2 separate regions of the Mus musculus genome follow, and region 2 is linked to region 1. Evidence: chromatin loops called from intact Hi-C (ENCODE). Cell type or tissue: left cerebral cortex. All regions are shown on one strand. Each heading gives the region's core, and the rest is flanking DNA. Links, peaks and the distances in the headings are about the cores only. Region 1 overlaps Kat2b (K(lysine) acetyltransferase 2B). Region 2 overlaps Sgo1 (shugoshin 1).

Region 1 (15,187 bases), core at 4,658-12,657:
AGCTTTATGAAGGAGCCCTTTTTAATTTTTTTATAGGGCATTTATAGGTACACGTTGATGAGATTTTTCTTTTTTATGCAATGAAAGAATGTTTGTGTGAGTGTCTTTGTAATTAACAGCACTCTAGGGGGTTAGACATAGGAAGAGTATCGTTAAGTTTGAGGTCAGCCTGATCTTCAGAGTGATTTCAAGGCGAGCTTGAGCCACATGGGACCCGACCTCAAGCAAACCAAATGAACAAATTAAAGAAGAAAGCTCGAATGAATGTATTGTGAATAGCCGAAGCTCTTTTAATTAAATATCATAACCTACTATAAGACAAAAGCTACCACTGTGTGTGCGTGGTGTGTGTGTGTGTGTGTGTGTGGTGTACATGAGCTCATGTGTTTGTGTGTACACATATACTCATGTGGAGGTCAGAAAACAACTTTGTGGAACTAGTCTTCTCCTACTTTTAGTTTGCTCAGCAAACATTTGTACCTATTGAGTCATCTTCCCGGCCTTTTATTGACCCTTCTTGCAGGGGTATGTCATTTGCAAAAGAGGGGAGGCGTGAGAATTTGATTCTGGGACCCACCAAAAGGGCTCACTGGTTCCAAGCTCCAAAAGACGTGAGATGGGCTCACAACTGGCCAGTAACTCTAGCACCACAAGATCTGACGATGCACTCTTTTGACCTCCATGGGCATCTGCACACTCTCACACACACATGAGTACAAATTAGAAAGTCATTAAAAAGTAGCACTAACTGTGGGTTAGAAAGGGATGCGTCCTCAGAGGAGGAAATGTGTCTTCCTGTGGCTGAGGCCAGCCAGTGGGCCATACCTGAGCAAACCTTGGAGCTGCAGAGAGAGCAGTGGTGTGTGTGTGTGTGTGTGTGTGTGTGTGTGTGTGTGTGTGTGTGCGCTCGTGCATGTGCGTGTGTGTGCGTTCAAGTGCGAGCACGCTTCCTCGTATTGGTCAGTCTTTTGGCTTTTTGAGATTGGTCTCATGTATTTCAATGGCTCTGCACTCCTGACCTACTTCCACCTCTCTGCACTGGGATTCAGGTCCCCTCCCCCACACCAGGCGGCAACTTTCTATTTAAAGTACCACCCTCCCCTCTTCTGGGGGCCATTTAGTGCCTCTTCCTGGGGGCATATGGCTGTGTCCTGAAGCAGAAGCATTTTTTTTTTTTTTTTGGTCATGGCCTCTGAGAGGAAGAAATGCCTGAACCCTTACCAGATAGAAAGCAAGGGATAGTATTACCCAGTAAAGAATTATCTGGTCAGGAGGCGAGAGCTGAAAATTCTGCTTTGGAGAAACATCATATTCAAAAGTCTGATAAACACCTTGGCGGGGTGCAAAAACAGTTCCTTTAGTATTAATTTGAATTACACTAGGAATCTGAAAACTTTCCTTTGTAAATCATAGGCATCTTTATGTATGAACTGCTCACTGTTCTCCCTCTCCCTCTCTCACTCTCTCTCTCTCTCTCTCTCTCTCTCTCTCTCTCTCTCTCTCTCCCCCTCCCTCTCTCCTTTCCTCCCTCTCTCCCTTTCCTTCCCTCCCCCGCCACCCTTTGGTTTTCAAGACAAGGTTTCTCTGTGTATAGCCTGTCCTAAATCTCACTCTGTAGACCAGGTTGGCCTAGAACTCAGAGATTCTCTGTCTCTGGTCCCTTCCCTCCTTGAGGGCGTGTGCGCCACCACTGCCTAGCTACTCACTGTTCTTTCTATACTCAGTGTGTGTGTTGCTTGTACACATGTAAGCACCAGTGACAGAGGAACGTCCTTCCTCTGTTTCTTTCATGCCTTGCCTTAGTTCCTTGAGACAGGGATTCTCACTGAATCTGGAGCTAAGCTGTCAGGCAGCAAGCCTTTGAGAGCCTGTCCTTACCACCCACAGGCCGGGCTTTCACTTAGGAACCTAGGATTTGAATGTAGGTCTTAATGCTTGCCCAGCAAGCAACCTTCCAGTTGAACTATCTTCCAGCCCTGCAGACAATTTTAAAACAGCTTTATTCCCTGTAACTCAAGCAGGTAAGAGGATGTGCACAGTGAGTCTGAGTCATTACTCGTTTACAAACTGGAACCGAGTTAAAAGTATACTTTTGGAAATTCATCAAATTGGCAACTATGTTACAATAAAATACAAAACAGGGATGGGGAAGATAAAATGTGTTTAAAAGTTTAGTCTGCTGGGTTTGGTGGCCTTATGCCTCTGATCTCTGCTTTTAGGAGGTAGAGGTAGGAAGATAAAGAGTTCTAGGTCAGCTTCAGTTATATACTGAGTTTGAAGTTAGCCTGGGCTACTAAAGACCCTATCTAAAAACAAACACACAAATGGAAAATCAAGACAAGACCTTTCTCTTCTCCTCTCCTGGCCTCGGCCTGTGCCAGCTTCAGGTGTCCTGTAATCCTTCTGCCTCTCTCTCCTGCCAACCCTATTGTGAAAGATTTGTCCTCAGCCGTGAAGTGTATAGTAGCCATTTGGAAGGTGGCAACACCTCCAAACGCTGGTAAATATCAGAACCTGGCAGGCAGACTTAGTGCTATTTGGCAGGTTCAGAACAAAAGGGTGGAAAGAAAAAAAAATCTACTTTTGTATTTTCTCAGACATTTTCAAGCTTATAAAAATATCAGATTGTAATTTGTAGTGTTATACTCCTGAGAAAGTTTATAGGCTTACAGAGCAAAACAGAGCAAGATCTTTCTGTGGCCTGTTTGGATGTAGGACAGGTATAGTTGCAAACAATGATTGGGGATGGTTAAGGTGGTTTTGCTGTTGTTATTGTTGTTTTCTTTTTGTTTGATTGTTTTTCTTCTGAGACAGGTTTCACTGTGTAGCCCTGGCTGTTCTGGAACTCACTCTGTAGACCAGGCTGACCTACTCTCACAGAGATCTGTCTGCCTCTGCTTCCCAAATGCTGGGATTAAAGCTATGTGCCACCATGCCCACAGGTTTTGATTCTGAGAGACATTATGTAGCCCTGGTTGGCCTGTAACTCATAGGGACTTGCCTACCTGTCCTTTTTCCAGGGCTGGGATTATAGACACGTGACATCATTTCCTTTTGATTTCATTTTGAGGTAGAGTCTCATGTCTTGGCTTCAAAGTTAGTAAGCAGTTGAGGATGGCTTTGAGTTCTTGGCTTTCTTGAAGCTACTTCAGAATTGTTTGGCCCACCACACCTGGCTTTAGGTAGTGTTGTTGATTAAACCCAGAATTTCATGCATCCTAAATTAGCGCTCCACCAACTGCAATACAGCCATCCCACCCTGTGTCCCACCATGCTGTGACATACCCCGTGTGAGTTAGAATAGCTGGGACTTTCTTAAATGAAAGATCCCAGGACTAACTCTAATTTTTATTTATCTTCCAAGGATGAGGCAGCTTTTGTTTTGTTTTATGTTTTTTGTTTCTTTGTCTGTCTCTGTTTTGAGACAGGATTTCTCTCTACATAGCCTTGTCTGTCCTGGAATTTACTATGTAGAGTGTGATGGCTTTGAACTCACAGAGATTCTCTGCCTCTGCATCTTTGATGCTAGGGTTAAAGGTGTGTGCCACAAAATCCAATCTGTTTTGTGTTTTCCAAGACTTCTTTTTGCTACTTAGTCCAGAGTGAACTCAAACATGCAGTTCTTTTCTCTAAATTTATTATTTACATTTATTAGCATTATCATCTTTATTACTATATTGTATGTGTTATTTACTTATTTACTTATTTATTTGTTTTTTTTTTGAGACAGGGTTTCTCTGTATAGCCCTGGCTGTCCTGGAACTCACTCTGTAGACTAGACTGGCCTTGAACTCAGAAATCCTCCTGCTTCTGCAGCCCAAGTGCTGGGATTAAAGGTGTGCACCACCACTGCCCGGCTTTGTATGTGTCTTATGGTGTGTTTGTGTGTGTGTGTGTGTACACGTGTACATTCTGAGCTCAAGAGAAAACTTGTGGAGTTAGTTCTCTTCTTTCACTTTTATATGGGTTCTGGGGTAGAATTCATCCACACTTTATTTGCTGAGTCTTGTGGGAAAAGAGTACTCTTGGTGTTTTACAAAGGAAGAAAGTGAAAGTAATTTTACAAGGCAATTTCTTTTTGCAAAATGGTGTGCCAGAATCCAAACTGGGCTAGTGAGTAGAGTCAGTCAAGATGGCATCTGTCTTTCATCCTTGTTGTAGGAGTGACTGCATCTTATCTCCGTGGTGGGATCTTGACTTAACAATCTGACTGTTAGCTAATCTGCAAAAAGTGGGGGAGGAGGGAGGTTCAGGAACTGTGGGGCCCTTACAGCTAATTACTTTGGATAGAAAAGAAAAGTTTCTCATAGTTCCCGTACTTTATTTTTAAAGGTGTTTGTCAGTCAAGTGTAATGGCATTCACCTGTAATCTGAGAACTCAGGAAGTTGAGTCAGAGGGAACTCTTCATTTAGAGCCTTCTTGGGCCACAGTAACACAGTTACAGGCCAGTCAGAGTCCTTACCTCAAACAAACAAATGAACAAACAAGCATGCAACCTTGCGTGAAACAAAACAAAACAATGAACAGTGTTCTCTGACGTGAGTGTTTGGCCCAAGGTGCTATCTTGTTTCATTTGATCACCCTGGGTGAGAAGATGGCCAAGAAAACCACTTGCTGGTAGAGTGGATACCCAGAACTCTTCTAAAGGCTCTGGGAGAGATTTCATCTTTCTAGGTACTCTGCTCTCACCTGACCTGTCTGAAGAGATGTGGACAAAGGCTTTTCCATTCCGTGGATCTTGCACAGGCTGTAAGAAATCAGTATTCTTTATTGTTGGGATAGGGTGAGCATGTGTACGGCTCTGAGGGCGTTAAAGCTGGCAGGCAAGACAAGACTATTAGAAGAACGCTGCAGAAGCTGCCAGCTTGTCAGGAGGGTAAGGAATGGAGAGTTTAATTTGGAGGCCCCAGCACCCTAAGCAGTTTCTAGGACTGTAGAGTTAGTACACTGTAAACCCAAAGCCCTGCCCCCCTTCCTCTCACGTCATGTTGCCCAGATTGGCCTTGATATGTAGCTGAAAGTGATCCTGAACTCCTAATCTCCCTCATTCTGCCTCCGAAGTGCTGCGATTATAGGATTATTGAAAAGAGAAAAGGGCCAGACATGGTAGCATACACCTTCAGTCCCAACACTGAAGAGGCAGAGACCGGGGATTTTCTGTGAGTTTAAGGCCAGCCTGGTCTATACAAAGAGTTCCAGGCCGGTCAGAGCTACATATTGAGACACAGCCTCTAAACAAACAAACAAACAAACAAAACTTTAAAAATTTATTTTGCGTACAGTATTGCGTTCAAAGCTAGTCAGCGATGGCACATGCCTTTATTCTCCGCATTCTAGAGGCAGAGGATTTGAGGCCAGCCTAGTCTACGGAGTAAGTTCCAGGAATGGCAGGGCTACCCAGAGAGAAAAGAAACAAACCAAACATTATGTTCAAATTAAAGGGTTGGGACACCATCACCTAGCTATAACAACACTTGCTTCTAAGTTAAAAAAAACAAAGTTAAATTTGCTAGCCATTTAAAAAATGGAAGTCAATGGATATGGAAAACGTTAGAGAATTGATTTCATTTTTTTAAAAATTAAGTTTTTATTTAGTTGTTTGGTCTTTTGAGGTGCAGTTTTGTTATGAAACCCAAGACTTACCTGGGACTTACAATCCTGGCTCAGCCCATTGGGTGCGGGGGTGACAGGTTTGAGTTACTCCTCACTCTTTTTTTTTTTTTTTTTTTCTGAGACAGGGTTTCTTTGTATAGCCCTGGCTGTCCTGGAACTCACTGTATAGACCCGGCTGGCCTCGAACTCAGAAATCTGCCTGCCTCTGCCTCCCGAGTGCTGGGATCAAAGGCGTGCACCACCACGGCCCGGCACTCCTCACTCTTTAGGCTCCTAAACTGGAATTTACTTCGGGTTTTGAAAGAGCAGATGGAAATTTGACATTCAGTTGTACTGAGAAGGCCTTGTGAGGCAGGAATATGGACATGAAATCAACGTGCCTAACCACAACAATGTGGGCAGGAATGGAATGCTGGGAGATAGCTGATAGGCTGTCGGGTAAGAGAGGTGATGTCACAGCTGGTGGAATGCCAGCTGTAGACTTCCTTCTGTTTAGTGCCATGGTTCCTTGTTCTTGGTGTTGGTCGTGATGAGTCCTGAAATGGTAACTCTCATGTGAAATCCTGTTGCTTCCAACCCGTGGTTCTGGAAGATGACTAGAGTTATCAACCCATTGTCTTCCAGAGGGTGTGTAGAACTGGAGAGCTTGGGAGGATGGTAGCTTTCTTAAAAGGCTGCCAGACTCCTGCACAGAAATCTGGGGAGTGGGGGGAACAACAGCATCTCTGTGATGTTGGCCTACTGCCTGTAGATTCTGGAAAGAGAACACTCATTTGTACATTCCTCAGCTGATGCCAAACTCCTGTGTGCCCCCGTCTCCTCAGGAATGGCAGAGAAGTAGGATTACTCAACAGGTTCTCACAGCTTTTCCATAATGGGAAATTAAGATGAGCTTCCTCAGTGGAATCATGTGACTATCCATACCCATCTCTTGGTAGCCGGCAGGGCACTGTTCACCAAGAGTGATTGTCAGTTCTGAGCTGACTTACTGTGTGTACAGTTCTGGCTTTTACTGCTATTCCTGGTATTCATTTAACTATGTGGACCATTTTTTTTTTCTCTCTCCCAGATAGAGTCTAATTTAACTGGCTTCTACTTCTTTAATTACATATTTTTAATTTATTGTGTGTGTGCACATGTGTTGTGTGCCCAAGCCATTGCTTACATGTGGAGGTCAGAGGAAAACCGGAGGCACCACTTTTCTTCTACCATGTGGGACCCATGGATCAAACTCAGGCCCATCAGCAGACACCTTTGTCCATTGAGCCGTACATGTGATCACGAAGCCCCTATGTTTTTGAGTTGCATTCCTCTCTCCGTCAGATTTTACCTGGGTTACCTCTGTCTTTGCACACAAAGAGGCATGCTTGCATAACCCCCTCCCCTTTTTGTTTCCTGTGCTGGAAATGGAAAAGGATGGGAATGGGGTCTTGTGCATCCTACACAAGTGTTTTGTTACTGAGCTATCCTTCAGCTCTTTCCTGTGTTTATTTCTGTAACTTGTTCTCAAACTTCCTTCTCATATGGTCTCAGATTCCAATATCTCAGAAATGTTTAACTCCTCTCCCCTGCCTGTCTAAACAGGAGCATGCCATCCATCACCTTGTAATATTAATTATCCTTTTCATTCATTTGTTACACTTACCAAGAGTTGGAAATCATTGTGTATGTATATATGTATTACACACACACACACACACACACACACACACACACATACACACATTTCCTGAACTATACCCCTAGATATCAAAAGTTTGAAAACCATTTCTTGCCCATGTTCTGAGTCCCATGAAGCAGGGACTTGGACTTATTTCTCATAGCATGAAGATGTACATCCTAGGCACTCAAAAAATAGTTGTCGAGTAAGATGATAATTTTATATTCAAAGGCTTTGTGAGACTAGAAGAAAGAAAACACTTTTTGGTGTGTGTGTTCAAGACAGGGTATAATAGCCCTGGTGTTCTGGAACTTGCTTTGTAGACTATACTGGCTTTGAACACAGAGATCCACCTGCCTTTGCCTCTCGAATGTTTGGATTAAAGTTGTGTACCACCATGCCTGGCAAGAAAACATTTTAAAATTATTTTTTATTTTTATTTATTTTATATGTAAGTACACTGAAGCTGTCTTCAGGCACCCCAGAAGGAGGGCATTAGATCTCATTATGGATGGTTGTGAGCCACCATGTGGTTGCTGGGATTTGAACTCAGGACCTTCGGAAGAGCAGTCAGTGCTCCCAACCGCTGAGCCACTTCTCCAGCCCAAGAAAACATTTTTTAAATTTGGGAAAGGTAGCCATATGAGGTGGCTTACACCTATAATCCTGACAACCCAGAACTGAGGCAGGGGATTGCACAAAGTTTGGGACCAACCTGGGTTACGTAGTGAGGTCTAGGCCATTCTAGATTGCAGAGTGAGACTCTTGTGTTGAGACAAAAGGAAGAGAAACTGAGGCTCTAAGAGACTTTGTAGCTATGGATCCAAAGCAAAAGACCTGGCAGCTGGGACTGAGGCATCTCCTAGTGTGGTTCTCTTCGCTCACGGCTGGCTTTTCTTTCTGTTCAAATAGGGTTTCATTATTTAGTCGAGGCTACTTCTTCAATGCTGGCATCACAGACTAATGCAATCTTTCCAGCTTTTGTCGTTGGTTGTTGCTGAGAACAGGGTCATTTTTTGCAGCTTCTGTTAGCCTCAAATTCACTCTTTCTGCTCTGTCATAATCATATTTTCCTAAAGACATCATTACTGTTTTGAAAGGCATGATGGTACATACCTTTAGTCTCAGCACTTAGAGACAGGGGCAGGATTTCTCAGGATCTCTTTTGAGAGTTCCAGACCAGTCAGAACGGCATAGAGAAAGCCAGTTTCAGAAAGTCAGCCAACCAACAGACCAAAATAAACCTATACAATACAAAAATTGACTTTCCAGAAAGTTTAAAAGTCTACTACATTAATGAAATAGAAATGACATCAGTTATGTATAGACCTACATTGCTCTTGTTTATATATTTTTGTGTACACTGCTCTTTTAAAGTGGCAGTAAGTTGTCTTTACTTTTTTGTTTAGGAGCCAGCTATTCTTCTGTCCCCATCCCATCCCCTTTTCTTCCTTTCCTCCCTCTGCCCTCCCTCTCTCTCTTTTTAAGGCAAGGTCATGTGAATCCAGGGACAGCTCAGACTTTCTATGAAGCCAGTGTTGACTTTGAGTTTCTGATCCTCCTGCCTCCTGCCTGTGAGTTTTGGCATTGGAGGCATAGACCACCATGCACAGCTTTATAATTTCTAAATCATGAATATACTGATTTTGGAAAAAACTGAATGCCCTTGGAATGACTGTCCCCCACTCTCTGAAGGAGACTTATCTCTTTGGTTGCCTCAGGGTTGGGTTGGGGTACTAAGTTCCATGTTGACCATGGTTCCCAATCTCCCTTAGTTAATGTGCCTTGCTGAAGCCTTTTGGAACCCCCTCCCCATTGCTGTGCAGGAGATTCCAAGACAGGGCCCAGATCAAGGAATGCCAGTGACTGTTTCAGTGGTAGATGGTGGCAGCACTAATTTGCATCTGCTGTAACAAGCTGGTGTTGAAATGGGCTGGCAGAATGCCAAGGAAGCCAAGGTCAGCATACTTCGAAATAACAAATGAGTCATGCAACCCAGGATTGCGCGTCCCTGTAGGAATGACTACTTGACTCTTCTTCCGTCGGAACAGTTCCCCGGGCCAGCATGTGTAAAGGGAGGTGAAAGCCGCAGCAGCCTCTTGCTAGAGAGACAATAATGGAGGAGGAGAAAAATTAAAGTGGAAAGTCACATTTAAAGTCACTTCAGAGAAAACCATCGTGAGTTGTAGAAGACAGCTTTCTGAACTGCCAGAAAACAAGCCAAGAAATCGAGGAGACCCAAACCTCAGGGCGGTTAGACCACAGACCTGAGCTCAAATTCTCACATGGCACTTTCCATCTGTGCCCTCCGAGGCTTCTCACCCTTCCCAGACTCGAGCTTCATGGCTGTGCACTGTAGATAGTGACAGTTTTTCCGTTCAGTCAACATTGTTACTCAGGCTGCCAGGCATTGATGTAGACGATGTGGGGGTGTAGTGACAGATGGGTCCTTATTCTTGTAGAGCTTGCTTTCTGGTAGCAGAAGCAGATGGTGAAAAAGAAAATAACAGAACATGGTAAGTGCCACACTGAAGGAAAACAGAGAAGTTGCTGGTAGTGCCTGGGGAATCCCTTCCTGTCCTACCCCGCAGGGACTGTGCAGAGAAAAAAAAATTTATTTTTTTGTTCAGTGAGGAGTGAGTATGCTGGGGGTTGAACCTAGTGCTTTAAACATTTTAAGCAAGTTTCATTTCAAGCCTGAGACAGGATGCTACTTGTGTAGCTCATGCTTGAACTCATGGCAATCCTTCTGCCTCAGCCTTGCAAGTGCCTGGATTACATACAGGTGTGCCTCACCATGCCCAAGCAAGAACATTCTGGAGTCTTCTCTCCTGCTCTTTTCCTTTCAGCCCTACCCCACCCCTAGAAGCTGCTTCCGAACTGACTCTGAGTTTTGTTCTTTGGTGGTGTAGGCCTCATAACTCTAGTTGCTCCATTAAGAGGCTAAGAGGAATTTAAGGCCACAGAAGGAATTTAAGGCCAGCCTGGGCATGATTTAGATTTGGTTTCAAAGAAAACCAGTAAACAGAGAGGCGGAGATGTAGCTTAAGAGGTAAGATGATCCTGGGTTCCACATTTAGTACTGCCACCATCACCAGAAAACGGTATTACACAATACACTTTAGTGCAGCAGTGTTTTTGAGATTCAAACGTGTGGCTGCATTCACCAGTAGCCACTTTCTGTTTTTCGTGGAGGGGGCAAATTGAGACAGTCTTGGAATCTCGTTGGTCTTCCAACAGCCTTTGTAGCCACGATAACCTTGAACTCCTGGTCCTGCTGCTTTCACCTGCTGAGTGATGCTCGACAGGTTATATGCCACCCCACTGATTTCTGTGTCCCTGCACTTTAAGAAGGAGGTGCCACAAGGTAGTTTCAGGTGCCAGAGCTGAGTTCTGGTATTGGTTTTGGCCCCTTGCTCTTTGCCAGCTATGTAAACTCAGGCCAGTGAAACCCTTCTCTATCATTGAATTATTCACCTGGCCTTCCTGTGGGTTGTTCGGAAAATAAGATGATTTAGACCAGAGTTGTCTTGAAAAAAATTAAATGCTCTCCTTGGTAGTTAAGCAAGATTAAAAGACAAACTATTTTCTTTCTTTCTTCCTTTTTTTTTTTTTTTTTTTTGGTTTTTCGAGACAGGGTTTCTCTGTATAGCCCTGGCTGACCTGGAACTCACTTTGTAGACCAGGCTGACCTTGAACTCAGAAATCCGCCTGCCTCTGCCTCCCAAGTGCTGGGAATAAAGGCGTGCGGCACCACCGCCTGGCAACAAACTATTTTCTTTATGCTGGTGTTTTGCTTGCATGTATGTCTGCATCATATGCATGCTGAGTAGTCATGGAGGCCAGAAGAGTATCATCTCTTGGGACTGGAGTTATAGATGGTTGTGATTTCCATTTGGGTCCTGTGAATTGAACCTCTGTCCTGTAAGAACAAGTACTCTGAACCTCCCAGCCATATTTCCAGCTCCCAGTAGCGAGTTTTAAAAAATCCTCTTAGTGTACTGACTGGGCATGTTAGCTCATGCCTTTAATCCCCCAAATTAGAATGCAGCAGACCCATCTCTGTGAGTTCAAAGCCAGCCTGGTTTATACAGCCAATTATAGGCCAGCCAGGGTTATATGGTGAGACCCTCTCTCACAAGAAAATCACCTTTATAATGAACTCAAAAAAACCATCACACAGCTGGATCGTGGTAGCTACTCAAACACCTACGAAGTCTCGAACTCTGTGAATCCCAGGGACCGTCTATATAGTTAGGAAGGTCATTCTGAAGGTTTAGGTGTTCACTATCAATGGCATTTTTAGGGATTTTACCACAAGGGAAAAAAGTAAAAGGAAAGTCAGAAAGGAAAGAAGGAAGGAAGAAAGAAGAAGAGGAGGAAGAGGAAGATGAAGAAGGAAGAAGAGGAGGAGGAGAAGACCCAACAGAGTTGAAATTAGAAAACGTGTGCTTTTACACCCTCTTCCACCTCTCTGCTACTGTTGTTTGTGTTTCATCCATCTTCACTGTCTGATAGTGCCTTTTATTAGTTTTTCTTCTTTCATCAAAAAATTACTTTGGCAGAGGCAGGCAGATTTCTGAGTTCGAGGCCAGCCTGGTCTACAGAGTGAGTTCCAGGACAGCCAGGGCTACACAGAGAAACCCTGTCTCGAAAAACCAAAAAAAAAAAAAAAAAAAAAATTAGTTTGGAACTTTTGAATTTTGAATAGAACAAGATTTTCATTATTCTTTTTTATTAAAATTTTATTTTTTGTGTTTATAAGAGGAAAGGTTTGAGAGTAAGGAATGTGTGGGGAGAGGGGAGGAAGCATCCTTCCAACCATGGTGGCGTGAAGGAGCCCTTGGCAGCAAACTTGCAGAAGGTGTAAGGATGAGACTCAGAGGACGGTGGGCGAGGCATTGAGTCAAAATGTCACTGAGCCTTAGAAGTTGGAGAAGGGCCATGGGATGCAGGGCTAGGGGTGGTTGAACGGGGGCTGATGGTGTTGAAGACAAATCCTGTCATAGAGCTTTAGGCAGAAAGCTGGCGTAGGCAGTTGGGAATGTGGGCTGCAAGATCTGTTTCACAGGTTGGGCTGGTTATGTGGGTTTCTTGAGAATGTGAGCTTCCAAAGCAACCACGGGGGAGGCTTGACTCTACCCATCCCATTGCCCTGGTGCCTAAACATCAGGTGGAGGATGGAGGTAGCCCATCAGTCTATCTGTGTAAACTCTGTCTAATACAGCTTATATAAAGATTATATATATATATAGCTTAGATATGTAGTGACTGGTAGTGACTGGGTGCTAGCCAGCCAGTTGGGTGAGGTGTTCACAGAGTTGAACACTCAGCTGGAATCCCAGCACTTGGGAGGCAGAGGCAGGCGGATTTCTGAGTTCGAGGCCAGCCTGGTCTACAGGGTGAGTTCCAGGACAGCCAGGGCTGCACAGAGAAACCCTGTCTCGAAAAAAACAAAACAAACAAAAAAGAGAAAGAAAGAAAGAAAGAAAGAAAGAAAGGAAGGAAGGAAGGAAGGAAGGAAGAAAGAAAACTCAGATCAGCTGGATGCTAAACATCTTCACAGATAAAAGTGTGTGTATGTGTGTGTGTTTGTGGAAACTGAAAAATTCCATTGAAAACCGGCACATTTGGAGTTAGTCTCTATTCAGGACCCCAAGGCAGGAGGATTGCTGGGTTATATAGTGAGTTCTAGGCCAGACTGGGATACAAAATGTGACCCTGTGTCAAAGCCCTCTCCCAAGCCCCCAAAAGAATTCCAGTTGAGAGGCTGAGGCAGGAGGATCACAGGTTTGAGGTTAGATCTGGGCTACAGAGTGAGATCTTGTGTATGTGTTGGGTGGGGGCATTGTCTCTGATTCTGTCTCCAGCATACCAGCCACAGCTACAAGAGTACATGATTATGACAGCCATGTCATATCCAGAGTGTTTCATATCCTTATCTCCATCTTCTGACTCTTAGCATTCATCCCACCATCTCTTCTATGTTGTTCTCTGAGCCTTGGAGGAGGTGAGGTAGATGTCTGATTTAGGACTGAACATCCAACGGTTATATATCCAGATTACTTTTTTACCAGTTATTAGATTCTGTGTTAACTGTCATCTTCTGCAAAAGGAAGTTTCTCTGACCCCTGCTAAGAACAGCACTAATCTGTGGGTACAAACATAATGATGCTTATAGCTCATACCTGTAATTGAGCAGATGGGAGGCTAGGCCAAGAGGAACAGCACAAATGTGAAGCCAGCTTGGGCTACATACCCGACCCGGTCTATCAAAAGGAAAAAGAGAAAGCGGGAGAAGAGAAGGAAGAGGAAGAGATGTTTTTCTGGGCTTAACGATGTGGCTTACTGACCAGCAAGCTTGAGGCCCAGGTCTGGTACCTAGGGAGGAAAGAGTTGGCATGAGTATGATCACAGTGCTCCGTACATGGATGCAATTGTCAACAAATTTTTAAAAATGCGACTGGAACGTTTCTTTGTGGGAGTCAGTAACACAGTGAAGGTCTTAAACTCAGGGTTTCATCTATGTTAGACAAGCCTTCTACCTCTGGGCCATAGCCACACTATAGAGATTTAAAAAATATTTTTGGCCGGGCGTGGTGGCACACACTTTTAATCCCAGCACTCGGGAGGCAGAGGCAGGCAGGCAAATTTCTGAGTTCGAGGCCAACCTGGTGTACAAAGTGAATTCCAGGACAGTCAGGGCTATACAGAGAAACCCTGTCTCAAAAAACCAAAAAACCCAAAAAAAAAAAAAAAAAAAAATTGTGTGTTTGAGTGTTTTGCCTTCATGAATATGCATGCACTACATGCATACGTAATGTCTGTGGAGGTCAGAGAGGACATCATCCTGAAGTTACAGATGGTTGTGAGCCACCCATGTGAGTGCTGGGAACCAACTCTCGATGGATCTGCTGCAAGGTCAAGAAGTGCTCATAACCTCTGAACCATCTCTTCATAACCAGAGAACTTTTAAAAATGTAGAATCTTAGCATCGTATGATAGCTTATTCCTGGAATCCCAACATTTTGGAGATTGAGGCTGGAAGAGGAAAGGGTTTATTTAATCTTACCATTTGCAATCCATCATCCAGGAAAGTCAGGGCAGGAACCTGGAGGCAGGAGCTGATGCAGAGGCCATGGCAGAATGTTGCTTATTAGCTTGCTGCCCATTATTTGCGCAGTCTACTTTCTACTATACCTCAGGACCACCTGACCAAAGTTGACCCTACCTGAAGGGTTCTCCCCATCAATCATTAATTAAGAAACTGTGCTACAAGCTGGCCTACAAGCCAGTTTTATGCAGGCTTTTTCCAATTGAGACTCTTCTTCCTAGGTAACTATAGCTGCTGTCAAGTAGAGAAAGAGACTAACGGGGAGAGGCGTTGTGAGTTCTTGTTTTTTGTTTTTTTGTTTTTGTTTTTGTGTTTTAAAGATTTATTTATTTATTATGTGTAAGTACACTGTGGCTGTCTTCAGACGCTCCAGAAGAGGGCGTCGGATCTTGTTACAGATGGTTGTGAGCCACCATGTGGTTGTGGGATTTGAACTCAGGACCTTCGGAGAGCAGTCAGTGCTCTTAACCGTCGAATCATCTCACCAGCCCCAGGGTTGTGAGTTCTAATCGAGCCTGAACTACAGAATGATACTCAGAACACTGCCATCATGACCATTTTAAGGCTATAGTTCAGTAACATTAAGAAATATTGGGAGCTGGAGAGATAGCTCAGTAAGAAAACTGGCTGCTCTTGCAGAGGACCTAAGTTCAGTTTCCAGCACATGTCAGGCTACTCACAACCACCTGGAACTCCAGTTCATCTGATTTCTTCTTCTATTGAGTTCTGTGGTACCTGTATGTCCATAGTACACATAATACACTTAGGCACACACATATACATAAAATGAATAGAATAG
Region 2 (14,293 bases), core at 6,294-14,293, 92 kb after region 1:
ATGTGAATGCGATGGCACTTGTGTGGAGGACAGAGGACAACTTGTAGTTGGTTCTCTCCTTCTGTCATGTGGTTTCCATCAAGACTGACACCCGGACTAGGCTTGGTGACGCAGGCCTTTAATCCCAGCACTAGGGAGGCAGAGGCAGGCGGATTTCTGAGTTCGAGGCCAGCCTGGTCTACAGAGTGAGTTCCAGGACAGCCAGGGTTATATAGAGAAACCCTGTCTTGAAAAACAAAAAACAAAAAACAAACAAACAAAAAAGACTGACACCCATCTCACTAGCCATCCATATTTATTTTACATGCTCCCTCCCCTTTTTGGTCAGTTCATAGAATCTAAGATGACTAGAAGAAGAAAGACGTTATCCTTTTATAAGAGCAAGTGTGGAAGGAGGGATGAACCCATTGTACTTCTTTGGGAAGGCTGAAGCCTTCTGTGAGTTGAGCTTGTTTCTGCTAGCAACCCTTTGGATTTGTAACCAGTCCCATTCAAAGAAAGAGTTTGAAGAGCTTTGAACCAACTTCTGGGCTTTTCATTTTTTTTAATAAAAAATGTTTTTTATATCTGTCTGTATATGTATTTATATATGTATTTACTTATTTTTCAAGATAGGGTTTCTCTGTATAGTCCTGGTTGTCCTAGAACTCACTCTGTGGACCAAGCTGGCCTTGAACTCAGAGGTCTATCTGATTGCTGGCAATAGTCTGCCACCACACCCAGTTCTAATTTTCTTTTGAAAACTTTGTGTGTAAAAGTGTTTGCCAGCATGTATATACGTATACCATGCATGGGAAGTGCCTGCAGAAGTTACAGACGGGTCCTTGGATCTCCTGGAACTGGACTGAGAGATGGGAGTTAGGGTTGTCAGCCACTTGTGGATGTTGGGAACTAAACCCGTGTCCTTAGCAAGCTAGTGCTCTTATTCCCCAGCCACCTCTCCAGCTCCCAACCTTGTATCAGGTCATACTTCTGCGCTCGTTTCATCCTGTGTTGACTGGTTATTTTGAGGCGGAGTATCACTGAGTAGGCCTCACACTCAGTCCTTTTGCTTCAGCTTTCTGAGTGCTGGCTTTCCTCATGATTCATTCTTTTTGGACTTCACTTTTGAGTATCCCCTAGTGGTTTAGTTTTCTGTTCAGTCACTTCACCCAGAGGCCCAGCTTCCTTCCTTTCCTTAATGAGAACTGTCCCACAGAGGTATTAGGAATCGAACTCAGGTCCCCTGCAGGAACAATATGCACTATCAATTTTAGTGAGGGAAAATAGATTATTTTCGGCTGGAGCGACGGTTCAGCACTTAAGAGCACTGGCTGCTCTTCCAGAGGATCTGGGTTGGACTCTCAGCACCCACGCAGTCACTTACAACCAACCCTCTTTAATTCTAGTTCTAGGGGGTTCTATGTCCTTTTCTGACCTCAGAGAGCACTAGACATGGATGTGGCACACAGACATACACAGAAACAAAGTATCTATATAATTGAAATAGCAATAAGTAAGTAGATTATTTGGTAAAGTTGGTCATTTTGACTTCTTCGATGGACCCTCAACCGAAAGTTAGTTGTTTTCCTTTAGGTACTATATGTGAAAACCACTGTATTTGCAAATATGATATTAATTTCTTTCTTTGTATCCCACAAGAACAACTGTAAATTTAGTAAGCTGAGCTCAGCCTCATCATTTTTAGTGATCAAAGATTCTGTGCCAATGCTCTGCCTGCCCCACTCAGCATCCATGAGTCCTCCACTGTCTCTTAGCCTCCTGGTGCACAAGGGATGGAAGCAGATGACTGCTCATGTTCCTTCTAATGTCAGTGTCTGTGCAGTGCTATACAAGAAATCCTTTTCAGCAGAGTACTCAGGAATCGGTTTTGCTTACTCCCAAGAATTTTTCTTTAATATGGCATTAATATGGCATTCTTTAAAGAATTTTTCTTTAATATGGCATCAGAGTGACAAAGATGTAAGAGCAAATCAAGAGTGTAGCTTTCTTCCCACATCCCCCTTGTCAGCTGCTGAGAGGGAGGAGTCAACAGTCGCTAATGTTGTTGTTTCCTGTGCAGATCTGAAAACCATGAGTGAACGCCTCAGGAACAGGTACTATGTGTCTAAGAAGTTATTCATGGCGGACTTGCAACGAGTGTTCACCAACTGCAAGGAGTACAACCCTCCCGAGAGCGAGTACTACAAATGCGCCAGCATCCTGGAGAAGTTCTTCTTCAGTAAAATTAAGGAAGCAGGGTTGATTGACAAGTGATTTCTTTCCCTTAGACACACATCAGCAGTGTGCCTAAAACAGGTCATTTAGGTTTTTGGTTGCTTTTGTTTTTTTGTTTTTGTTTTTAAATTGTACATCATGTGTTGAAGAGACTTGTAATAATTAGCACTTTTGAAAAACAAACAAAACCTCCTTTTAGCTTTTCAGAGACGTATTTAAATGGAAATCATAGATTTTTTTTTTATTTTGAGCAATAGATTTTAATCTATTTACTACTATCATGTAATTTTTCTCTGGCATGTCCAGTAGCTGACTATTGCATGGTAGATGATCAGGGGCTTCCTCAAAACCTGTATGTGAGGAAATTGCACACAGTACCAAGATTTGGGGTAATCTAGAGAAAAGTTTGACCATGAATGTCTCCATTTTTTTTCTAATGGAACATGAGAGTTTATTTTATTCTGAAGGACTTTAAAGGGTCCGTGACACACCTGTGCTGTGAATGAACTGTGTGATGTTTGAAGTCTCCTTGTAGACTTTTTATAAGTATATATTTTTAAAACACTCATCTAGATGAGGTGCTTTGAGCAGTTCTGAAAAAAAAAAATGCAGCTTCCACAATAGCGGCTGCTATGACTCCTAAGGAAGGGACTTTTTATAAGCTCCTGGGGCTTTGATCATTCTGTCTACCTATTACAGACTTGAGAGTGCACAACCACTATTTAATAATATCTTGGCAGATATGTGTCCATCTCATATTTGACTTTGCTTGTGCAGGGCCCAACTTCTAAAAGATCCGTTCCCAGGCCACAAAGGTGTTAGCTTGAAAATATTTGAGGTTGAGTTAATGTTAAGACATGTGGCCTAAACATGAACCCAGGGGAGCCTTGCTTCACTATGTAAGGATTCTTTGTATTTTCTGGTACATTTAACCCCATCACCAGTGTCTATGTGAACATTTCCCATTTGCACTTCCAGAGTTTTGTTTGTCTGAGGTGAACTGAATTCTCACCAAAGTTTAGGCCAGTATTTTAACACCTCCATTGTTTTATTGGTCCAGGGTTATATCCCACTAACATTCGCTGTACAATCTTATTAACCATTTTTGTCTTGGGACTCCAGCTTAGTGCTTGGATTTATTTCCTAATTACACTACATAGAAAAGTGGGACACCTGCCAGCCCAACTCTGGGAAAAACCAACTAATATACAACCATATTAAATGAAGGCCACCTTAATGGTCTCGACACTAATTTTTATGATGCAAATTTATAAACTGATTTTTTTGTAAAGGCTGAGGTTTTAAAAATGTATTTAATGTATGTTTTCTATCCGCATAAATTATATTGGGTCACTAATAGTCATTAAAAATAGCTTGCAGAGGTAGTGTGCTTGAAGGAAAATATCCTGGCATTGCTCCCGAGTGCTGCTTCTGACATGGAAGGCATGCTGTATGTTCATAGTGTTCACTGAAGATCACACTGAAGATGCCTCAACATTGGGAAATGTAAGGAACACTTTGAGTGGTATCTAGACTATTAATGAAGAGTGATAATAGAGGCTGCATTAAGTGTCTCAGACTGGTTTTAAAACAGCTTTGTACCGATTTCGCTGAAGCGTCTGTCCAGTTTGGTATCCTGTGAAAGTTTGTTATTTCCTGGGTAGACATCCTTAAAGAGTATTGTCTTTAAAATCAGATGGTCTCTTCTATATTGAAAGCATTTTTATGTTTTCTAATTTAAAATTAATATTTTCTTATAGATATTGTGCAATAAAGCAGAAGTAGAATGTGGTTTTTGCAAATGCTTTAACGGCCGACAAAAACTTTACATTTGTAAAATTAATATATTGTACTGGTACAAAATAGTTTTAAATTATATTTTGAAAAGCTCTGTCTGGTGTTATGTTTTATTTCTCTAACAGTCTGAAGTTACAAAGAACAATGTGTCACCTGGTATGAGCATCCATTGCTCTTAGTCTTTACTTCTTAAGCTTTTGTGAACATGTCTAGACTTGCCACAGTTGTAGGAAATTTTATAAACAAAAGAAAACAATGTAAAGCAAACCCTCTTTGTGTTGCTAGAGAGTCGTTAGTCCAGAAGGCATATGGTCGGTTCCCCAGCACCCACATCTGATGCCTGTCATTCCAGCTCCTGCTCCTCTATCTTCTATTCTCCACAGGCATCCATACTCATGCGCAAATATCCATGCACACATATATACACATAATTAAAAATAAGATAAAATCCAGTCTGCTGGAATGTCAGAAGGAAGATACTTCCTGTGTCACTCACTAAACCACTACCACTGAAAAAACTTTCGTTCACATAAGTGATGTCAGAAGTTTAAAAACAACCTATTATTTCCACTTTATATCTGACAGAGGAATGGGGAGAAGATAAAATGCATATGATTTTTAAAATTAGGTATTTTCTTCATTTACATTTCCAGTGCTATCCCAAAAGTCCCCCATACCCCCCCACTCCCACTTCTTGGCCCTGGCGTTCCCCTATACTGAGGCATATAAAGTTTGCACGACCAATGGGCCTCTCTTTCCACTGATGGCCGACTAGGCCATCTTATACATATGCAGCTAGATACATGAGCTCCTCTGGGGGTTACTGGTTAGTCCATATTGTTGTTCCACCTATAGGGTTGCATATCCCTTTAGCTCCTTGGGTACTTTCTCTAGCTTCTCCTTTGGGGGCCCTGTAATCCATCCAATAGCTAACTGAGCATCCACTTCTGTGTTTGCTAGGCCCTGGCATAGTCTCACAAGAGACAGCTATATCAGGGTCCTTTCAGCAAAATCTTGCTACCATCCTCAAAACTCTCTCTCAAGCAATAACATCTCAATAATAACCTGGGTGAGAGGACCCAGTAGTAGTTATGATGTTCGATGATTTCCTGAGCTAGAAGCAGGGCTTTGCCCTTTAAGCCTTTTGTAGTATCAAAAACAATTGTGTGAAAGGCAGGCTTCTGAGACCACAGGTAGAAAAGGCGCATGAACCATCTCATACTCGAAACCGTGGGATCATTCTCATCAGTGACAGGAAGGGAGAGAGGTGCAGATGGTAATGTCAACCCATGTTCAAACTACATGTATGCTTAGTTGAGACTCTCCCAAGTAAGGAATGGATGAGGGCACAGGGTGGGGGGAGACATGTTGATGTCCTCTTACACACGAGCTAACTTCACCCTATACATTTATAGTTTAAAAAAAAAGAGAGAGATCCTATTTTTATGAACTTATTCATTGTGCATGCTTGTGTGTGTGTGTGTGTGTGTGTGTGTAGTTGGTTCTCTGCTTCCACTACATGTCCTGTCATGAGTTTTGGTGGCAAGTGCTATTACTCGCTGGCTTAGGTCCCCTTGCTTACTGTCTCCCACTCTTCTCTAGGTCTCAGTTTATTTATAAATTACGTGTATTCATCTCCATGTTAGTTTTACGTTTTTGGTACAGTAGTCAGGGTCTCGCAGATGCTCTACTGCTCTATATCTCTGGCAGATACTCCTTATCGATCAATTACTGAAGAGGATTGATGCCAAGACAACTGAGTGCTGTCATGTGGCTGTAGCACACCTAATGAATCCTCCTTTAAGCCATAGCTCTCCATCTTTTCTAGAAGTATAAAGCTGGAATAAAATTTAATTCTCTCCATTTGCTTGTTGCATGGATCTCCTTGTAGAATTGTTTCTCTTAATACCTTATATGTTGTAACAAACTAGAACAGTTAAATGCCAGCTTTTAAGACTGTTCCTAGAGAAGGGACAGACCACCAGGGAACTGAGCTAAGAGATCAACAGGTAAGCCTGTCCAATGCTGGAGGATCTGGCTGGACATCATGAAGCAGCCTGCTGCGGAGCCTGCCTTTACACCAGGCCCTGGGGAACTACCGAATAGTAACTGCAGCTGTAACTTTTAACTGTAACTGTAAAAAGTAAGCGGCAACTGACTATGTCTCAAAAGAGGTCATTAAGTCTGGTTTATTTATATCATATTATACAACCACAGAAATAACTATATCTATCAACCAGGGAAGTCTCAAACTCTTAAGTCAATTATAAACATAAATAATACAATACATATTTTATAAAAATACATGTTTCATAAAAATGTTGACACAAACCCCTTAATAGCCCATGAGTAAACACTACAGCAAGAATAAAGAAAGATGAAGAAGACTAAAGGCCTAATACCAGCTTTAAGATAAGTGACTGGCATGGAGTGAGTGAGCGTCACCATGACACTAGACATGCTGACCTACGAAGTAGCCATTTAAATGTCTATAGCAGGAAGTGGATTTTTGTTTGTTTGGTTTTTGAGATCCGTAGTACCTGACTCAGCCTCTATATTGCTGAAATTACATGTATGCAACATATCAGCCTTTGGAAAGCTTTTTTGACAAAAGGGGAGAAAATAAATATCTGAGGTTCTGCAAGCCAAGTAGCAAAATTTAATCCAAATATTTTCTACTTTATGTTAACTACAGAAAAAGTAAATTTAGCTTGTCCAAAACAGATAGGGCCTTTCTCTATGTAGGCTGTACTATGGTAATCACCGCTACATGCAGCTAACTGGGCTGAAACTAGACTTTTAACTGCATTTATATTTAGCTAAAATGGATACTTTCAAGATACCATGACATTAGAAAATGATAAATGGAGTGGCTGAGGATTGCTGTGACTACTCCTACCACACACAGAGTTGTGGGTCCAATCCTCAGAGCTGTAAACAGTGGCTAAAAATGTAAGGCTGTGATGGGCGAGAGGGGTGCACGTGAGTGACAGAGCCACACTTTCAGTTTGATGGTAAATGTAGGAAGCCATGCAGTTGTGGGTAAAATCTGAGATGACCACCAGAAGGCCCTTCTGATAGCTTAAAATCTCCTGTTTGAGTGGTATTTATCTATCCCTGGGCCTTGCCCATAGGAGACAAACGTTCTTCCGATTTAATGAAAATTGAAATGCCTTGATGTTGGCCCTGGAGGCTTCAGTTGGGAAAACTTGACAGGACAAATCTAATGGGAAGAAAAGGGGAACCAGGGAAGACAGAAGAGGTTCCAGCTAAGTTGGGAGTGGTAAAGGCCAGAAAGGAAGATAATCAAGAGTAACTGACCATTAAGAGCAAAAGGAAAACACAATGCGGTCACCATAGGCTTCACCTTTAACAATGGACCAGTTACAACGATTTAAGTTTGAAGACATACATACACACATAAAGATTCAATGTTCTGAACTGGATACTTTTATTTTGTTCACATATCAAAGCCAGAAGCCCCTTTATTCACACCTTTATTTACACTGTAGACTGACCACACAAAGGGCTAGCCTGAGGTCCACGACAGTGCTATTATTCTGCTGAGCAATAGCATAGTACTCACAGTTCACAACAGTTACCTTGTTCCAGAACCCAATTCATTAATTCTCTTAATCACCATTCGATACACAGTTTACAGAAAGAATCAATGACAGAAGGGATCCTCACCCACTTATGTCTTACTGTGATGGTAAGGATTTATGAAAGATCTACATCCTATGTAAGTTTTCTACGATGCAAGTTTTGTACTCTGCAATTCTCCTGCTTAAGGAAAAAATAAGGATGCTGGAGAAGTTTTAGATGTTGGTAATATAATAGTCCATACAAAGTATATGTCCAAGAGACCCTCCTGATCAGAGCCTGGTAGAGGTTCTGCCCATTGTGCACTGTCTAATAATATTTTATTAGGTAAAAAAGAAGGATCACCTTAAACAGTAGCTAATCAAATGAGTTACTGTGTTTGCTTGGTTCTTCTTTTAGGACATCTCATACCCCTTTTCTGCTTGAAAATAGGAGAATTCAAGAAACACAAGTCCGTGAAAGGGTCCCCTCTTCTTAGCTTTCTGTAAGTAAAGAGAGAGAAAAGAGAGTGAGGGAGGGAGGGAGACATTGAGATTACATGACTACAAATATACGAGTTTGAAGTCAGCACAGGATTATGCTAACATTATGCCAGTCTTAGGCTCAAGTATGATACACTCATGTCTTCAGTTCTCCCGCGAGAGTCATCACAGCTGAGTCCACACAACAATACTCACGAAGCGAGTGTTGGCTCTTTATAGCTTTTGATGGTGCTACACCTGCGTTTAGTCAGAGCCACTGCTGGGCTGTCTTCACGCCGCTTTGGAGGCAGAGAAGGCTTCCTGATCTTCACTCTAGGACACTGCAGGATATTGGTGACATCCTTTAGGCTACAACGAGGTGACTCTTGAGTCTCAGGTGGGATACCTATGATACAGTATTTATTGAATATGGACCAGTGGATAAAAACCACAGAAATAAAACTGTGCTAAGTTACCTATTGTAAACACAAAACATATCTGGCACTTCATAATCAGTGATTAAAAATCTTTTTATTGCCTTTTCTTCCTTTCAATCCAGATAATGTAGAAACTATGACAGGCAAAAAGAAGTGCTAGCTACAACAGAATGTTTTACTAAAACTCAGCATTCTTCCCCAAAAGCTTAAATGCTATGAGTTGGTTTAAGGCGGGACACTGCATTTTAGTCACTTTAATACTTAGAATCATTAAGGCACCAGTCTCATTCAACACCAAAGTTTGTAACACTGTTGAAGGCGCACTGACCACAAAGGTCCTTCAATTCATTCCATTAAACACACAAGAACTCTCAATCAGTCCGTGAAGACCAGGATAAAATGTGTTCCTATTGGTGCTAGTTAACAAGATTCAGATGTCTCTCCCACCATAAACATCAAGTTCCTTCCATCTCTGAGATCTAGGTAGCTCTCCCACAATAACCATCCAGCCAGGTTCCTCTATCCCTGATAACCTTGATAAACTAAATTATAACTGTGAGATGACTTGAAGCTACGCAGCCACAGTCTACAGAATATCTAGGTTTCAGTCTGTCCTCTTAACCCCATCAATATATTCAATTCCAATATTAATTGCATAGAGCACCTCCAAACATCAGGATTAGACCAGCTGCTGTATTCTAGAATAAAGCTTCACAAATTTAAGTATTTATAACCACAGGCAAAGTTCTAACAAATTCTAATTCAAGAGATAGGATAGAACCAGATGGTTGTTTTCTGGTCATGCTAGAAGTCTGGGGTCAAACTACTCCAGTGTTTATTTTGTTCTTTTCAAAACTTCTTATTTTCAAAAGAACACAAAAAAATAACAGTAATTCACTGAAAGCCTGTGTTACTCAACGTCAATAGTTATCAAGTTTGCCGATTTGGTTCAACTCTATCATCAGACTATCTTTACCTAAGGTAGAGCAAACAGATTTATTAAGGAAAAGAGAAACAGCTACGGAAAGTGGAAAGAATACTCATGATATATTGTTTAAAAACGGAATCTTGCAAGCTTCACTGCTCAGCTGTTCCGCTAGGAAAGTTTCACTGTTCAAGTTTTAATATCTGGGTTAAACAAACTGAGCAGGCTGACTGAGCTGTTTCAATGGGACAACATTTTGGAGATGATAGGACCTGATAGCACGGGGCTATTGCCACAGGAATCCCAACTCCCAGAGTCTTTGTGAGTAGGTGCGGGCTGATGACTAACACTGATCCACTTTGATAATAGAAAAGGAAGAGTTTCTCAGCCAAAGTTTTCAGCACAGATGAGACAAGAACTCTTTGCTCTCATAAGCTCACCAACAACTAGAAAAACAAGTTATGCTTCCTATTAAATTAAATATATGTCTATTAAAATGAGGTTTTTTTTAAAAATTTTTTCATGAGTGTAAAGGTTTTTTTTAATTCAAACCAACCACAGCAACCTTGTCACACTACTCAGAAGTCTCCTTAGTTGATAAGAATCCAGTTTGTGGGAAGTAATACTCCTGTAAGATTCATGTTTGTTTGAACTACTTCAACAACACAGCCGCATTTCCATTTTCCGCCTCCTACTATTTAATCAGGCTGTAACTTCCCCTACAGAGAGACAGATGGGAAGTCTCTAACCTCCTCCAGAGTAACAGATGGTAGGTACAGTATCTAAGATTACATCCGCATCAGGGCAACCATTTAGCAGAAACATTGGAAACACAGGCAAAAAAGCACACTGCTTACCAGTAGGAGCTGTAGATGGCAGCACCTCCTTCCTCTCTTTCCCATCTGGGTACTGAAGTCCTCTTTTAGACCGAGGCCTGGTAACTGCTCTCTCTGACTCTCTGTAGTCTCGCAAGCGCTTGGAGGGAGGCAGGTAGAGGTCATCAGACTCATCCTCAGAGGTACTGCATTCGAGGTCACTCACTTCTGAGTTGCTGCTATCCGTTTCTTTGTTGCAGCCATTGTTCATTTTTTGTCGGAAAGGGGTGGGGTGGACCGTCCCTTTTAGATTAAAATCGTAAGCATCACAGGAACCAATACCTCCATCCAGTGTAGTAGGGGGTAAACCCTGCTTATCTTTGTTTTTGTTCCCCTTACTCCTCAATGAGGATTTTGATTTGCATCTCTGCTTGGTTCTTCTTTGCTCTGCTCTTCTTTTTCGTGCACGTTTATGCTTGCTTTCTATTTGTTCAGGTTTAGATGATAAAATGACTTCTGTTTCAGTAATCTTTGCTGGGTTAATCAGTCTAGAACATAAGCTAATTTGGTCTTTGTTCCACAGACAAACATTTTCAAGTCTGTGCAGGGTTACGGTTACTTCTCTACATCTACTTCCTTTAACTTCCAGAGACTGTGCCACTCTTGGACTGGCTTTACAATCCTCCAAAGTCGTGGAGTGGCTTATATTACTAAAATCTTTCCTTAAATGGCGACGGATAGATATAGTTCTGGGTAAGACTTCATCAGTAGACTCAACTTTACCTGAATCAAAATCGCAACCCTGTGTCTCTGGAGTAACAGCAGGACTTGGTTCTGACCATTTAAAAAACAAATGAGAAAAACAGTGTTATGCTTCAGAAATCTGCATTCCAAGAATATTAGAATTCAAAGTTGCAGCAGTTATTCAATAGTTTCTCTGTACTTCCTATACACAAATAAAGACCTGGACAGCTCAACACCTATTTACTCCTCATTGAACAACAGACAGCTTACATCAGCACTTAAAAATACTGTTGGAATGAAAAGCCCAGATGTGTGTAGCTCATACTTGGAAGACAGATGCAGCTCAAGTGAGGTCCAGCTTGTGCTACACAGCTCTAGGACTGCCTGGGCCACAGAATGAGACACTGTGTCAAAATAAAACAAGAATTTAAGTCTGGTGCCAGCCTTTAATACCAACATTTAGAAGGCCGAGGATCACTTTTGAGTTCATTGTCAGATGTACATAGTGAGACCCTGTCTCAAAAGAACAAAACAATACCCCCAACATAAGCAAATATATACTCATTAAGTATACATTTTAAGAGGGGTTTTTATGTGCTTCTTGTTCCAAGGTTTAAAGAAAAAGCCTTTCTGTTTAATCTGTGAACACAGAGGAAAACTTCAAAAGTCTGAAGTAGGAAAATATACAGAAGCTAAATTAGTTTTTCAAAGTGACTAAGATTTGAATAATTGCTAATTAGGCCTTTCAGATAAATATAATCTGTATTTATAGGAACAGCAGGGTTTTCATCTGACTTAGCTTATTCAAATTTCATCCATGCTGTGTACCACTTAGTACAAAGTGGTATCCTCTCCATTCCTTCTGGTCAGATGTCTTATTTTCCCTGAGGCTACAGAAAGTAGATTATATTTCTAGACTACAACAGGGTTAACTAAGTCAATTTATGTAAAATGCTTCAGCAGGAAGCAGTTGGTTACAGCTACAGATACAACCACAATTTCTTCTTGTAGACTGGGTACAATCAATCGATGTGCTGGTGTTGTTTGTTTTTCACGACAGGGTCTCAACTGTGTACTCAGAAGGCCTAGAACTCTTAAGCCTACTGTTGCCCTGTGCTAGCTAGCTTTATGTCAGTTTGACACAAGCTTCTGAGAGGAGGAAGCTACAACTAAAAAAACGCCTCCGTAAGATCCAGGGAAGGTGAGAGTGTGGGGTGTTTTCTTAATTAGTGATTGATGTGGAAGGACCCAGTCCATTGTGAGTGGTGTCATGCTGGGGCTGGTGGTCCTGGGTTCTTTAAGAAAGCAGGCTGAGCAAGCTATGAGGAGCAAGCTAGTAAGCATCATTCCTCCAGTATCTCTGACCTCTAGGTTCCTGCCATGTTTGAGTTCCTGAATTTATGAACTATATGGAACTACGAGTGGGACACAACAACAAAACCTTTACTGGATTGCTTTTGGTCATGGCATTTCATCATGGGGACAGTAACTAAGACACTCACCCTCCTGAGTGCTGCGATTGCCGGTGACCTATGCCTTATATCAGTCTACGTAAGATAAAGTTACTTTGAACAGAATAACAGACAAATAGACTTAAAAGATAAAAAGAAGCTGGGTGTGGTGGCGCACACCTTTTATCCCAGCACTCTGGGAGGCAGAGACAGGTGGATTTCTGAGTTCAAGGCCAGCCTGGTCTACAAAGTGAGCCAGAGCTATACAGAGGAACCCTGTCTCGAAAAACAAAACAAAAAATGATAAAAAGATAGAAAATGAAATGAAATTAGGTTGCTTGTCCACAATGATCAATATTTTTAGATTTTCTACCTGACGTACCTGTGGTTTGGTAAGGACAATCAGTTTCTTCAACAGCAATTTGCCTTAAAGAATAACAATGAAAAACAAAAATATCAGCAATTATGTCAAAAGAAATTTGAAATTTTCCCAGGCTATAAGTTTGCTACTGTATCATTTCAAAATTCTAGTCCAAATCCCCACACACTGATGTTGCTTACATGAGGCCTGATATACTTTTTCTTTCTCAACTAGTATTAACTCTCACTGAAAGAAACAAATCAAGGTAGATAGTTTGTTCTGAAAACGTGACATAATCCAATCTCCCATCACAGTAGGAACAGTCACTCAGTCCTTCAGAACCCGGCGTCCCTAGTGGGGCTCTCATGTGGTATATGCTTTAATGTTGTCAACTAGAGCTGCTTCTCCTTTATTTTCTTCAAAACTTCCACTCATTTTTGCTTCATGAACCAAGTTTTCTTCCACTTAAAACCTGTAACTGATAATTTGTAATTTTATTCTTTGTAAAAAATTTACACTTTATGTTATAAAAATTAAAATATAGGTTTGGTAATAAAGTAGAGGGTACTAATTATCTTGAAATCTAATAAAAATCTGATTACCTTGTTTCATCTAACTTCATTAGTCAGATCTTAAAACCAACAGTTTGAAAAGGACTAAAGCTTCATAGTGACCTGTGGGGCTAGAAATGGTACTATGGCTTCTTCTGTAAGAAAGAGATTTTAACAGGGCTAACAACAACTGTCTATGGCACTCACTCTTGGGACTATCTGCCAAGATCTGGAAACACTGTCTGTCCTAACAGCTCAGGAGGGAGTGGCTCCTGGCACAGTGGTACAGGCCAAGGGGCCACACACCCTGCGACGTGCACAGCATGTGGGCAACCCCAGCTCCGTGGCAGCACCACCAAGGCTGAGGTCTACGAAGAATGAAGCCATATGCTGTAGCTTTCCAAGTTTTTTGGTTTCAAGTCAAGGTTTAGCCATGTAGCCCAGGCTATCTTTGAATGTCCTGTATCAGTCTCTTAAACACTGGGATTACAACTCAGTTTGATGTTCTGTATTTTATCTAAAGTTTTGGATCTATAGCTATACTTGTTAGTCAAACTCACTAAGTGGTCTAATTAAAGGCTGGATATTTCATACTGGCAAAGAGAAAAATAAGTTTTCTCCAATCAAGTTTCTCTAGGTATATTAATTAACTACACTCCAGCGCAGGCTCCACACCCGGGAGTGGTGGCAAGCACAGAACAGACTCAGTCTATTTTTTATTTTTGTTTTGGTTATTTTTTTTAATTGGTCTTTTGCCTGTTTGTTCTGATTTTCATTTTTGTGTTTCTTGTTTTCTTTTTTTTTCCCTCTCTCTTGAGAGAATGACCATAATGTTGGTTGGGCAGAGAGGATCTAGGAGTTTGGGGAGGGGTAAAAGATCAAAATACATTGCTTGAAAAAAAATGTTTGATCAAAAGAGATGGATATTTTC

Evidence for each region. Peaks named below come from ENCODE experiments on the same cell type or tissue, not always from the same donor. Only the 100,000 strongest peaks of a DNase experiment are listed, where the experiment ranks them.
Region 2: a loop joins it to region 1, with 13 times the contacts of the local background. A loop is called at or near these places in 9 of 42 quality-filtered maps.

The regions. Positions count from the first base shown.
Region 1 is chr17:53,578,022-53,593,208 of GRCm38, forward strand. All of the region lies in intron 1 of Kat2b (K(lysine) acetyltransferase 2B), which reads left to right. Among named protein-coding and RNA genes, the nearest start is that of Kat2b, 19 kb to the left of the region's middle. In left cerebral cortex, for the core only: no CTCF peak of the experiment used is centred there; DNase peaks (open chromatin) are centred at 9,283, 9,738 and 12,309; H3K27ac peaks cover 294 bases.
Region 2 is chr17:53,668,613-53,682,905 of GRCm38, forward strand. Sgo1 (shugoshin 1) reads right to left here. Exons shown (of 9, transcript NM_028232.2): 6 at 12,833-12,876; 7 at 10,298-11,089; 8 at 8,295-8,484; 9 at 6,175-8,099. The coding sequence ends at 7,988. It overlaps Kat2b (K(lysine) acetyltransferase 2B), which reads left to right. Exons shown (of 18, transcript NM_020005.4): 18 at 2,063-4,109. The coding sequence ends at 2,256. Among named protein-coding and RNA genes, the nearest start is that of Sgo1, 14 kb to the right of the region's middle. In left cerebral cortex, for the core only: a CTCF peak has its summit at 10,314 (motif pointing right); a DNase peak (open chromatin) is centred at 10,243.